2 separate regions of the Homo sapiens genome follow, and region 1 is linked to region 2. Evidence: chromatin contacts called from ENCODE Hi-C or POLR2A ChIA-PET data. All regions are on one chromosome and are shown on one strand. The core of a region is the stretch at or near the end of the contact, and the rest is flanking DNA. Distances in the headings are between cores, read along the strand shown. Region 1 has its middle 180 kb from the start of RASGEF1B. Region 2 has its middle 23 kb from the start of RASGEF1B.

Evidence for each region. Hi-C counts contacts between places; a loop is a spot of excess contacts on that map. ChIA-PET counts read pairs that join two places held with the same protein, here RNA polymerase II (POLR2A). Pooled maps may share reads with other maps.
Region 1: a loop to region 2 is called in a map of naive thymus-derived CD4-positive, alpha-beta T cell, with 4 times the contacts of the local background. The contact joins two enhancer-like sites. A Hi-C loop is called at or near these places in 2 of 168 maps with a recorded cell type or tissue (CD4-positive, alpha-beta T cell and naive thymus-derived CD4-positive, alpha-beta T cell), 12 of 37 single-sample maps with no recorded cell type and 14 of 50 pooled maps. POLR2A ChIA-PET finds 5 or more read pairs at or near these places in 1 of 52 experiments (activated naive CD4-positive, alpha-beta T cell).

The regions. Positions count from the first base shown.
Region 1 is chr4:81,648,091-81,653,520 of GRCh38, reverse strand. No RefSeq gene overlaps it. Among named protein-coding and RNA genes, the nearest start is that of RASGEF1B, 180 kb to the right of the region's middle. Within about 2 kb of position 1,825, at least 4 of the 41 ENCODE cell types and tissues checked have a DNase peak (open chromatin) inside an H3K27ac peak, as active enhancers do.
Region 2 is chr4:81,492,380-81,497,490 of GRCh38, reverse strand. No RefSeq gene overlaps it. Among named protein-coding and RNA genes, the nearest start is that of RASGEF1B, 23 kb to the right of the region's middle. RefSeq lists an enhancer at 2,668-3,867. Within about 2 kb of position 3,175, at least 6 of the 41 ENCODE cell types and tissues checked have a DNase peak (open chromatin) inside an H3K27ac peak, as active enhancers do.

The DNA of each region.
Region 1 (5,430 bases), core at 576-3,075, 160 kb before region 2:
ATTACACTCTCTGGCCTTTTCTCTTCCTAAAGGTGTCATGTAGAGGAAACATCTTGGGGTTTGGAATCACTGAGACATGAGTTCGAAACTTAAAACCAAAACTTTCTAGATGTGGGACTTCCATACTGTGATCCTCAGGTTTTTTAGCTGTATAATGGAGATGTTATTGGGTATGCCATAGGCTATGTTAATGATTAAATGGGAGACATGTGAAGTACCAAATGCGGTATGGGGGGCATAGGCAGCACTAGAGACATGAGAGTTGATTGTGATCACATAAATCACAATTACTTATTTGTCAGACGGCAGGCAGAGGTCAGGGGCATGGGGTATGGCCAGGGAAAAGAGAAAGTTATTGGTCCAAGAAGGGTTGCCTCATGTCTTGGCTTCTGGAACATTGAAATAAGATGTAAGAGTGAAGGACACATATGCACACACACACAAACACACATACATGCACACACATGCATGTATACACCCATATACACACACTCACATACCTGCACTTGTGGGGAGAGGGGAGAAGCAAATAATAGGTGAGAAAGATTGGATCATGGGAGAGAGGCTTGAGAAGCTTGAAGCTTTTGAGACATGAGGAGTATGAATCAACCTGTCATAAGAAGACCAAGAGTCATTTTTCCATCTTGTTTTTTCCCATCAAACACTAGTTTATGTGTAAAAAAGATAAGGAAACAATTGGGATATGATTTTTTTTTCTCCCACAGACACTTTGTTTTAACTCTAGTCTTTATTTCTTCTCAAAACAACTGTGGCAAAACTGGTTATTTGTGATGTCAAGATCAGAAAATACATAGTGCCAGAATTTTCGTGACTCTTGGATTTTGCCCTAAATTTGAACTTTTTTATTTTCCAGTTTGTTTTCCCACTTCCTGTTTCCATGGCCAAGAGCTTTAAAAAGATCAGAAAGTAATTATCATATAATACTAAGCTCATAGGAAAAATGGTTTTATGAGTCAGGTGCAAATTAATCAGAATTACATGTCTTAAAACATTTTCAGGAGGCTATATATAACTTTTCAGGCAAAAAAATGGGTTTGGTTCATCTGAGCTGTAGAAACTACAGTCAGTTGATGAAACCAGCCAATAAATTCCTATACTCTGTGTGCATTATGCTTGTAAGTGTCTCCCACACACACCCACAGTGCAGGAGGCCCAAACAACAGTTCTATGTGGATCCCCCTTCAGTCTGCCTCTTCCAGGGAAGAATTGAAGAGAAGCCAATTGTTCTGAAGATCAGAAGAGGGTTGTGCTTGGCTGCTGGCCTGTGGAAGAGAGAGAATGAATTCCATACCCTCCTCCAGAGAAGATATTCCGCCCACCTCTGTTCAGCTGCCACCTGCAGCTCATGCCACTGATCTCACCACACTTTAGGAATGAGAAAATAAGCGTCCCAGTATCACCTCCTCTAGCTATGGAGAAGATGACTTCATTCTATCTTTCAGTAACATTTCCGTGAGTTTCTTGATTAAGCCTATAAGGAGTTTTGACATCTTTATACTTAAAATAATTTTAATGTTATTTCTAAAAATAAAAATATCGAAGATAAGTGAGAACCTCCCTGAACTGCATCCCCTCATGACTGTATCCTACTTTTCACTCAGATATACTTCTCTGGGCCTCTCTTCATTACACCTTTTGAGAATATTCAGAGATATCTACTCCTTTAAGGAACTGGAACTGGTTGGAGGTGACAAAGCTCTCAGACATGCTGACTTTTTTTTTCTTCCCTGCTAAACATCTCTGAACATTGCATCACAGCCAGATCTGCCATGGTACGTTCTTATCTAGCTTAAAGGCATCATTGCTGGCCTGCCTTGGAGAGAAGACCCACTGATCTTCTCAACAGTGTATGACTAAAGCATAGAGGAAGGAAAATGCTGACAGTTGTGATTAAAGACAGGGGTGGTTTAAACTGGATGCAGGTAATTGTCAGGGCTAAAAGCTTAGGCTCAATGAATCATGCTTTCCTCAAAGAGAACTCATTAGTTATGGGGCCCTTAGGAACTTGTTCTACTTTATGGAACCAGGATAAGGTGAAAAGAGAGGTATGGAAAGGGGAACTAATAAGTACCTTTTGAGCATTAGCTTACAAAGAAACTGTGGGTATTTGCTTTCACATAGTAAAGAGTTAGATAAATTTGCTTCTCTACTGAATTGACTGTCATTTTATAGATACAACCATAATTAGGATCATTTGTTTTCATGATATGTACTTTTGGATGACAATTGTCAGTCCAGAGGGTCAATAACTGAGGCCAAGAGCACTTGGCATGTGGAATGAATCATTGGTGCCTATCTCCCTTTTAACAGGAGAGATAAGTTGAGAATTTGAGGCTAGGTGCGGGATTTCCTAAGACTCTTCCTAGCCAGGGGCAGTGGCTTACAGAATGTGTTAAGTAGAGCATTTCCTCATTCAACAAGTATTTACCGAGTTGGGCACTGTGCTAGATGCTGGGAGTAAACAGAAGAGGCATATCCCTAACCTCATGGAGTCTCTAGATCAGCAGGAGGGAGGCACATCAAATATTTGCCCTGGCAGCTGGAACACCCAGACTTTCTATGGGCCCCCACCAGCTTCAGTAAGAGCTCTGGTTTCTCAACTGTCTGTCAAGAGTGTCTTCAAAGTCTGGCTCACTGGCAGGCTGTATCATTATCACCTGGGAAGCTTGTTTACAATGCATATTTCTATGACTAATCCCAGTTTTAAAAAATAAAAATCTCTGGCTTTTTAGCAAGCTTTCCTAAATATTTCTGATGCCATAAATTCTATCTTTGCACATTTTAACAGTGAGTGATAAGGCTTTACAATGTTTCTGCAAGAGGGAACACATGAGAAAGTGTGTTGGTTTGTGGAGAACACTAGATTTGTGGTTTCCAGATGCAACTTTAAACGTTGGTTCCTCTAGTTACAACTTTGTTTTTGAGTCTTAATTTTTTCATCTTTTAGCTTATTGAAGGGTTCATGTAATAGTGCCAAGTCCAGAGTCTGTGCTTACTTCTTTTGGCTTCTGTATTTAATTAGTAACTAGTTACTCATAAACAATGTTAAAACAGAAGCCATTGACAGGGAGAAGAAATTTGTAATATTTGTAAATAATAGATAAAGTACTATTGTTCACAATATATTTTAAAAGAATTTCTACAAATCAGTAAGCAAAGACAAATAACCACCTAGAAGAATGTGCAAAGGATGTGAACAGGCAAGTCATAAAGAAGGCAATCTGAACCGGAACAAACTCAATAATTTACAAGAAGATGAAAATTAAAACAACACAGGACACCTTTTATTGTAATATGTCAGACTGGCAAAAATTAAGACATCTGACAATATTGAGAGTTGTCAGGATGCGGGTGCAATGGTACTCTCCTGCGTTACTCTTGGGAATGTAATTTGATAGACCCACTTTCAAGATATACTGACATCATCTAGTAAAATTCAAGATTTAATACTAAAGTCTCCATAATTCTACTTCTGTATATATACCCAACAGAAACTCTGGTGTAAGTGCACAGAGTCATATAATACAATCGGTATTGTAGCATTGTTTGTAAGAGTAAAGAATTGGAAACAATCTAAATGTCCATTTTTAGAGGAATATTTAAATAAAATGAACAGTTGAAAGTAATGACCTACATCAACTGGTTATATTTTAAGAACATTATGTTGAGTGAAAATAAGGAGAAAGAACACTCAGTATGAATCATTTATATAAACAAAAAAGAACAAAAATAATATATATTGTTTTCTGATGCATGTTATATATGTATAATTTTTAAAACTGAGAAAGAACCATACAAAATTTATATATGTTGTCAGAGAAGGATAATGGAAAAGGGATGGGCTGAAAAATATGTTTGACTATGTCTGTCATTTAATTCCATTAAAAAAAATACCAAAACCTGGAAGAAATACAGTCAAATGTTAAAAGTTGTTATATCTGGACCATAGAGCTACAACTGTTTGTTGTTATATTGTTCTTTGTAGTTTTCTGCAACATTCATGCTTTTGAAATTTTTAAAAGGAAATCAATGACCCTTCATTGTTGCATAGCTGAAGAAACTATTTGGGTAGATGAGATGGTGGTTGCTAACCTGGAGTGCAATGAGTGGTACTGGTATATCTACTGGCTAGGGGTTCTGGGGTCGGCTGGGGAGTATTGGAGGTCCCCAAAAGACTTTCAGGACCCACCCATGGAGAGGAGACCCCAAGAATATGAACCATGTTGGTAGTATAATTGTATTTGTTTTTAATGCTCTCAGCTACTGTTTATGTAGACAGTGAAATTACCAGTCAGAGACCCAGAGAATAAATAGCTCTTTTTCTTCTCTTCCACATCCCCCCTTCTCACCCTACGCCTGCCTGTGGTTTGGCAGCCACAGTTGACTGCTTTACAGTTGGCTGCTCCTCTTGGTTTCTATTTTATCTTCCTGTCTGGTAGGTGGTTGCTGTGGGAGTATGAAGGAGGCAAGCAAAGAAGAAAAGAAAGAGAGAGAGGATGCAATTGACTCTAGATAAAGAAGAGCCATTTCTTGGCTTTTCGTTCAAAAGATCAGGTTTTATGATCTGAAGAAAACATGACTTTAGAGATGAAGGTACTGGGAATTCTAACTTCTAGGTGCCTGAGCAGTTTTGTAGTGACCCTTAAGTTCTTTGCAGCCCGTCCTCCAGAAATGCTGTTCATGCACACACATACATACATACATACATACACACACACACACACACACACACACGCAAATTCCACTCCTGCCTCCTACACTTTAGTAAAACCCCCAGCTTGTTTGGACAGCATCCACATCTGTGAATGGAAACCAGTGTGTTCAAAAGAGTAAAGCAGAGGCACCACATTCATTTTAAAGTGCTTCCTCATATGTACATTTAACTTCCAACCTCCAAATGATACAACTCAAAGAAAAGAAAGGGTTTAGCTATTTGTCTTTACAATGAATATGTTGTCAAAAGACCTTTGGCATTGATATACCACATAGATTTTTTTCTTCTTCCAAAGAAGGTAGGTGTTTCTAGATTCCATCCTGCTAGAAAAGAGATGCCTTGGTATAGTATAAAGCAGTGGTTTCCAAAAAGTGTGGTTCCAACACTAGCAGCATCAGTATCGCCTGTGAACTTGTAAGAAAGGCATATTCTTGGGCCCTGTCTCACACTACTACTGGTTGAAGGTACAATAGTCTGTGTTTTTAACACGCCCTGTGGGTGATTCTGATGCATATTAAAGTTTAAGAACCTCTGCTATCAAGAACCAGCACTAAGCCAGAAACTAGAAGAGAAAAATTCAGGTCTCAACTCCTATACTTAGCATCTGTGCCACCTTGAGCAAATAACTTGTTAGGATTAAGTGTTTTTTATTTAGCATAAGCCCAGCAACTGTTTAGTGAATAAGTAATACCAAT
Region 2 (5,111 bases), core at 1,926-4,425:
GGGCAAAGAGAAAAATAATATCACAAAGCCAATAACTATCATTTATTAAATACAGAGTGCTGGGATAACCTCTTTGCATTTATTATGTTACTAAGACTTTAGGACAATCCATTACCCTTATTTCATAGGTGGGAATTAAGGTTTAGTAATGTTAACTCAAGAACCCTAAGGCCGAGCATGGTGGTCCACACCTGTAATCCCAGCACTTTGGGAGGCTGAAGTGAGCAGATCACCTGAGGCCAGGAGTTCGAGACCAGCCTGGCCAACACTGTGAAATCCCATCGCTACTAAAAAATACAAAAATTAGCTGGGCATGATGGTAAGTACCTGTAATCCCAGCTACTCAAGAGGCTGAGGCATAAGAATCGCTTGAACCCAGGAGGCAGAGGTTGCAGTGAGCTGAGATTGCACTGCTGCACTTCAGCCTGGGCTACTGAGCAAGACCCTGTCTCAAAACAAAATATAAAACAAAAACAAAACAAAGAACCCTAAATTAGTAATTCTAGTTCAAAGGTCATTTCCTCAGAACCACCACCCTCAACTAGGACATATACCTCTTACATGCTTTTTTAAAAAAAATCTTATCATAACATTTTGAATCTTTCCTTCATAGTTCTTACAAGAGTTTGTAATTTTATATTTATTTGCAATTATTTGATTTAAGTGTATTTCCTTGTTAGACTTTAAATTTTAAGATAGCAGAAGCTATGTCTACTTTTGCTATTACTTAGCCTGTTACATAGTAGGATTATAATATATACTGAATGAATCAATATTAGAATGACTTAATTAATAAGTGAACCCTTATCTATCTAACTTCAGAATTTGAAAGCTTCACTTTAGACAGAAAAATTGCTTTTTAAATTAAATCCTAGGTGAGGGAATATACAAAGTGATACACAGTCTGCAACACTGAGTAGTGCTAAACAAGCTACCTGGGTTTGAATCCCAGCTCCACTACTTTTTAGCCATTTGATCTTGGACATGTTCCTTAACCTCTCTGTGTCTCAGTTTCTTCATTTGCAGAATAAAGATAATAAGAGAACTCACCTCATACAGTTACGAGGATTAAATGAATGTGCAACTTCTCAGAATAGCACGTGGTACTTAGAATGTTCTGTGTATGTGTTGGATATTATTATTACTCAGTAACTTACTTGGTATACAGAAATATCCCAGGCTAATTTCATTTGAAGACCCCTATGGGATAGCATTTATTCATTGACTCAAACCACCTGTTCTGGTCCTTCTGGTTGGAGGATCCTAAAGGTGTTCATCTTAAAGAAGGTCTTTTCTCTTTCAAGAAGAAAATACCCAACATGAATCCATCTTGAGATTTTTACTAATATTTTACTCTACAAATTTAGAAAGGAAATATTTAGTGAAGATAAATAATGTGTAAATTTTGAGCATATATTCCCTTAAAAAAGTCTCTAATACTCTCCCATTGGGCCGACATCCTCTATGATCTTTATTGGTAATTGTGGAATGAGGCATAGCAATCGGAGGGCCTGAACAGAGTTACGCAGTTCCAGATCCATCACAGCTCAGCCACCTAGTAGCTGCTTCTTGTTCACTTCCTCAATTAGAAAATGGAGATTACATTGACTAGATTGTTGTGATGATTACATGAGATAAAGCCATAAAGACCTTGGTAGGTCAAAAATGCTTAGTAAAACTTTTCCGTAACATCCCTCCACTCTTATACTTCTACTTATAACCATCCCAACTAAGACTTGATCACCACTCTCCTATGCTTTTGTGCTTTCTCTGATCACTTCTTTAATGTTTCTCCAGCCTTCCTATGACTGGAGTAACCAGGTGATCCCTCTCCTTCACATTTTCCATAGGCTCTCAAGGCCAAGTAATAGAAGTAAAGTAGTAGAAAAATGAGTCATTCAGTCAAAACATGTGAATGAGAATTTGTCTTCACTTCTACTTCTGACTGGCTACTTGATTTTGAGCAAGTTACTTAACCTACCTAGGTTTCCTTTTGCTCTTCTGTAGGAGTGAGACTCCATGAAGCATGTTCTGGAATCAGCTTTTTCCCCCCTCTGCCCTATCTGTTTATATCTGTGTCATAATTGCAGTAACAGTAGTACAACTTTCATTTATACTTTCCAAAGTCTTTTACATTTATTGTGTTATTTGGCCACTATATCAACATTGTGAGGTATCCCAAGTTAGGCACTCCACCTCCAGATAAAGAAATTGAGAGCTAAGCCAGAGAAAGAATGTTTGACTTGTCAAGGTCACAGAGACCCTAGAACCCATATATTTCACTGTGGTAGGTCAGGCTTTTATGGTGCATCTATCGTATGCATTGCACTGGACAAAGTGCTAATGATAACAGTCCCATACTTTTTTGTAATAGAATCCATGCACAAAGATAAGTGATAACCCAAAGTAGTAGATGCTAAGAGGCAAATGAGCAAACCACAGTTACTTTTTATCTTATTGATTTGCCTGTGAAAAAATAATTCCGCCGGGCGCGGTGGCTCGCGCCTGTAATCCCAGCACTTTGGGAGGCCGAGGTGGGCGGATCACAAGGTCAGGAGACTGAGACCATCCTGGCTAACACGGTGAAACCCTGTCTCTACTAAAAATACAAAAAATTAGCCGGGTGTAGCCGGGTGTGGTGGCGGACGCCTGTAGTCCCAGCTACTCGGGAGGCTGAGGCAGGAGAATGGCATGAACCTGGGAGGCGGAGCTTGCAGTGAGCTGAGATCGGGCCACTGCACTCCAGCCTGGGCGACAGAGCGAGACTCCGTCTCAAATAATAATAATAATAATAATAATAATAATAATAATAATAATAATTCCTTATTTTCTTAGATGAAATTTTCTCCATCATTGTGTGAGATAGCGTTTCCCTCTCTTGGATTCCATGGAGAGCTTGATGGGAGAAAAAGATTAATTTTACTTTGACACCATTACTTCAGTATCATGTAAGCACATGCCTTGGTTTGGATATCTTTCAACAGTGGTCTGTTTGGCTTTAAATAGTGCATGTTTAAGTGTAATCTAAAACTTTGTAATTCTGTAAAGCAACAAAAATCAATATTGAAAATTATCATGAGAAGGTTTTTTTTCTGAGTTTTTTCCCTGAGTCTATTTTTAGGACTAAGTATATGAGAAGTATGCAGAGTTTCAGTTTCATTTTTAGCGAAACTGGTAAGTAATAGAATTGATTCTGAAACTCCACAGCAAGAATAAGGGATATAAGACTGTCTGGGATACTTTCTACTTAAAAACATGCATTTCCCATGGCTTTTGATAGGGATTTTCCAAAATTTTTAGATTTTTGAATATGTGCTATATTTATGCTGTTCAAACACAATAAAATATGACAAACTGTCTTGTGAAAAGTTTCCTTCCTGTTTCTCCCACCCACTGTCTTACACCCACCAAGTTCCCATCCCCTCCCCTAAATAGCTAACTACTTACCAGTTCCTTATTTATCTGACCCCAATTTTTCATGTATAAAATATTACAGTACAAATATATATTCCTTCTTGTTTCCTTTTATAAACAAAGAAACAAACAAACAAACGAACAAAAACAGGGTCTTGTTCTGCCTCCCAGAGTAAGACCTGTGCTCAAGTGATTCTCCTACCTTAGCCTCCTGAGTAGCTGGGACTACAGGCATGCACCACCACATCCAGTTAATTTTTTAAAACATTTTTTTCTTACTATGTTGCCCAGGCTGCTCTCTAACTCCTGGTCTCAAGTGATCCTCCTGCTTCAGCCTCCCACAATGTTGGGATTACAGATGTGAGTCATCATACCTGGTCTCCCTCTTTTATATATATTGTAGGATACTCTACATAATGATTCTATATATTTTTTCACTAAACAATATATTAGCATTCCATATCAATACGTAGTGTCCCTGTGGTTTCCTATTATACTGCAAAGTGTTTGATTCTGTTATTACATTTTATTTATTAAATAAATACAATTTATTCATCGAATTCACTAATGATGGATAGTTGCTTCTAATCTTTTCTCATAATGGAATGAGTAATGTTCTTTATGTGATATTTCACATAATGAGTGGAAGGTATCTATACAATAATTTTCCTTAGTTGGTATTATTTGATCAAAACATATATGCATTCGTATTCCTCCACTATGGTAGATTTTCTTATGAGTTAAAGGAAATCTTATGAGTTAAAGGAAAAGATCTCAGAATTAGTTTTAATTTACAATTTTGCTATTGTGAGTGAGAGTGACCCTTTTTTATCAGTATAAAAGCCTTTTCAGGTACAAACTGTATGTTTATGTCTTTTTCTGATTTTCTATTGGATTATTAGTGATTTTCACTTAGTAACAGTACAGTAAATAAGTGTATATTCATCATTTCCTAAATTTGCTCTGGTTATCTTTTTTTTTTTCAAGAAGATACTCATTCTTGACTCCTTTTTATTTGAAGCTACAGGTGTAGAATTGTGGCAATCACGTATGAGTCATACACCTTTTTTCATTCTGTTCTTAGGATTTGGCCAAAGTCAAATTCAAACAAATAGAAGTATAACTATACCCTAAATCCTTCTCTTTCTATAGCATTCCTCCACATGGTTAAAATTTGCTCAGTATCTTTAAAACAACAACAGTTACAACCAAGACAAACTCCTGATCTTTCTTTCACCTTAAGTAATTTTGGAATCTTTCTACCAGTCATTAAAATAAGAACTGGAAGAACTGGTAATGTGAAAAGAAAAACAGAGAGTGAATTGTCTGCAGCATAACTAATGTAACACTATAGCTGAATGATTGTTTGCTCATTTTTCCTTTCTCAGAAGTTTGAAAATGATTCTTTTCCCATTGATATGTAGTTTTCAGAAATTTGCAAAGCAGTGGCCTATTGTGATTTCTCTAAAGATGCTATAAAATTAACCTGTTGGCTTCATAGTACGCCATGTAGTATGAAAGGAAGAAGTATGAAAGGAAGAAGATGAGGTTGACTGTAAGCTGAATGTTAATTAACTAATAATTAATTAATTCAGCATGTAATATTGAGTAGTAATTATGAGCCAAGCCATCTGCTCAACTCTGAGAATATGTAGTAGTAAATAAGGAAGGTGTACCCCTTGCTTTTCAGAGCTTAT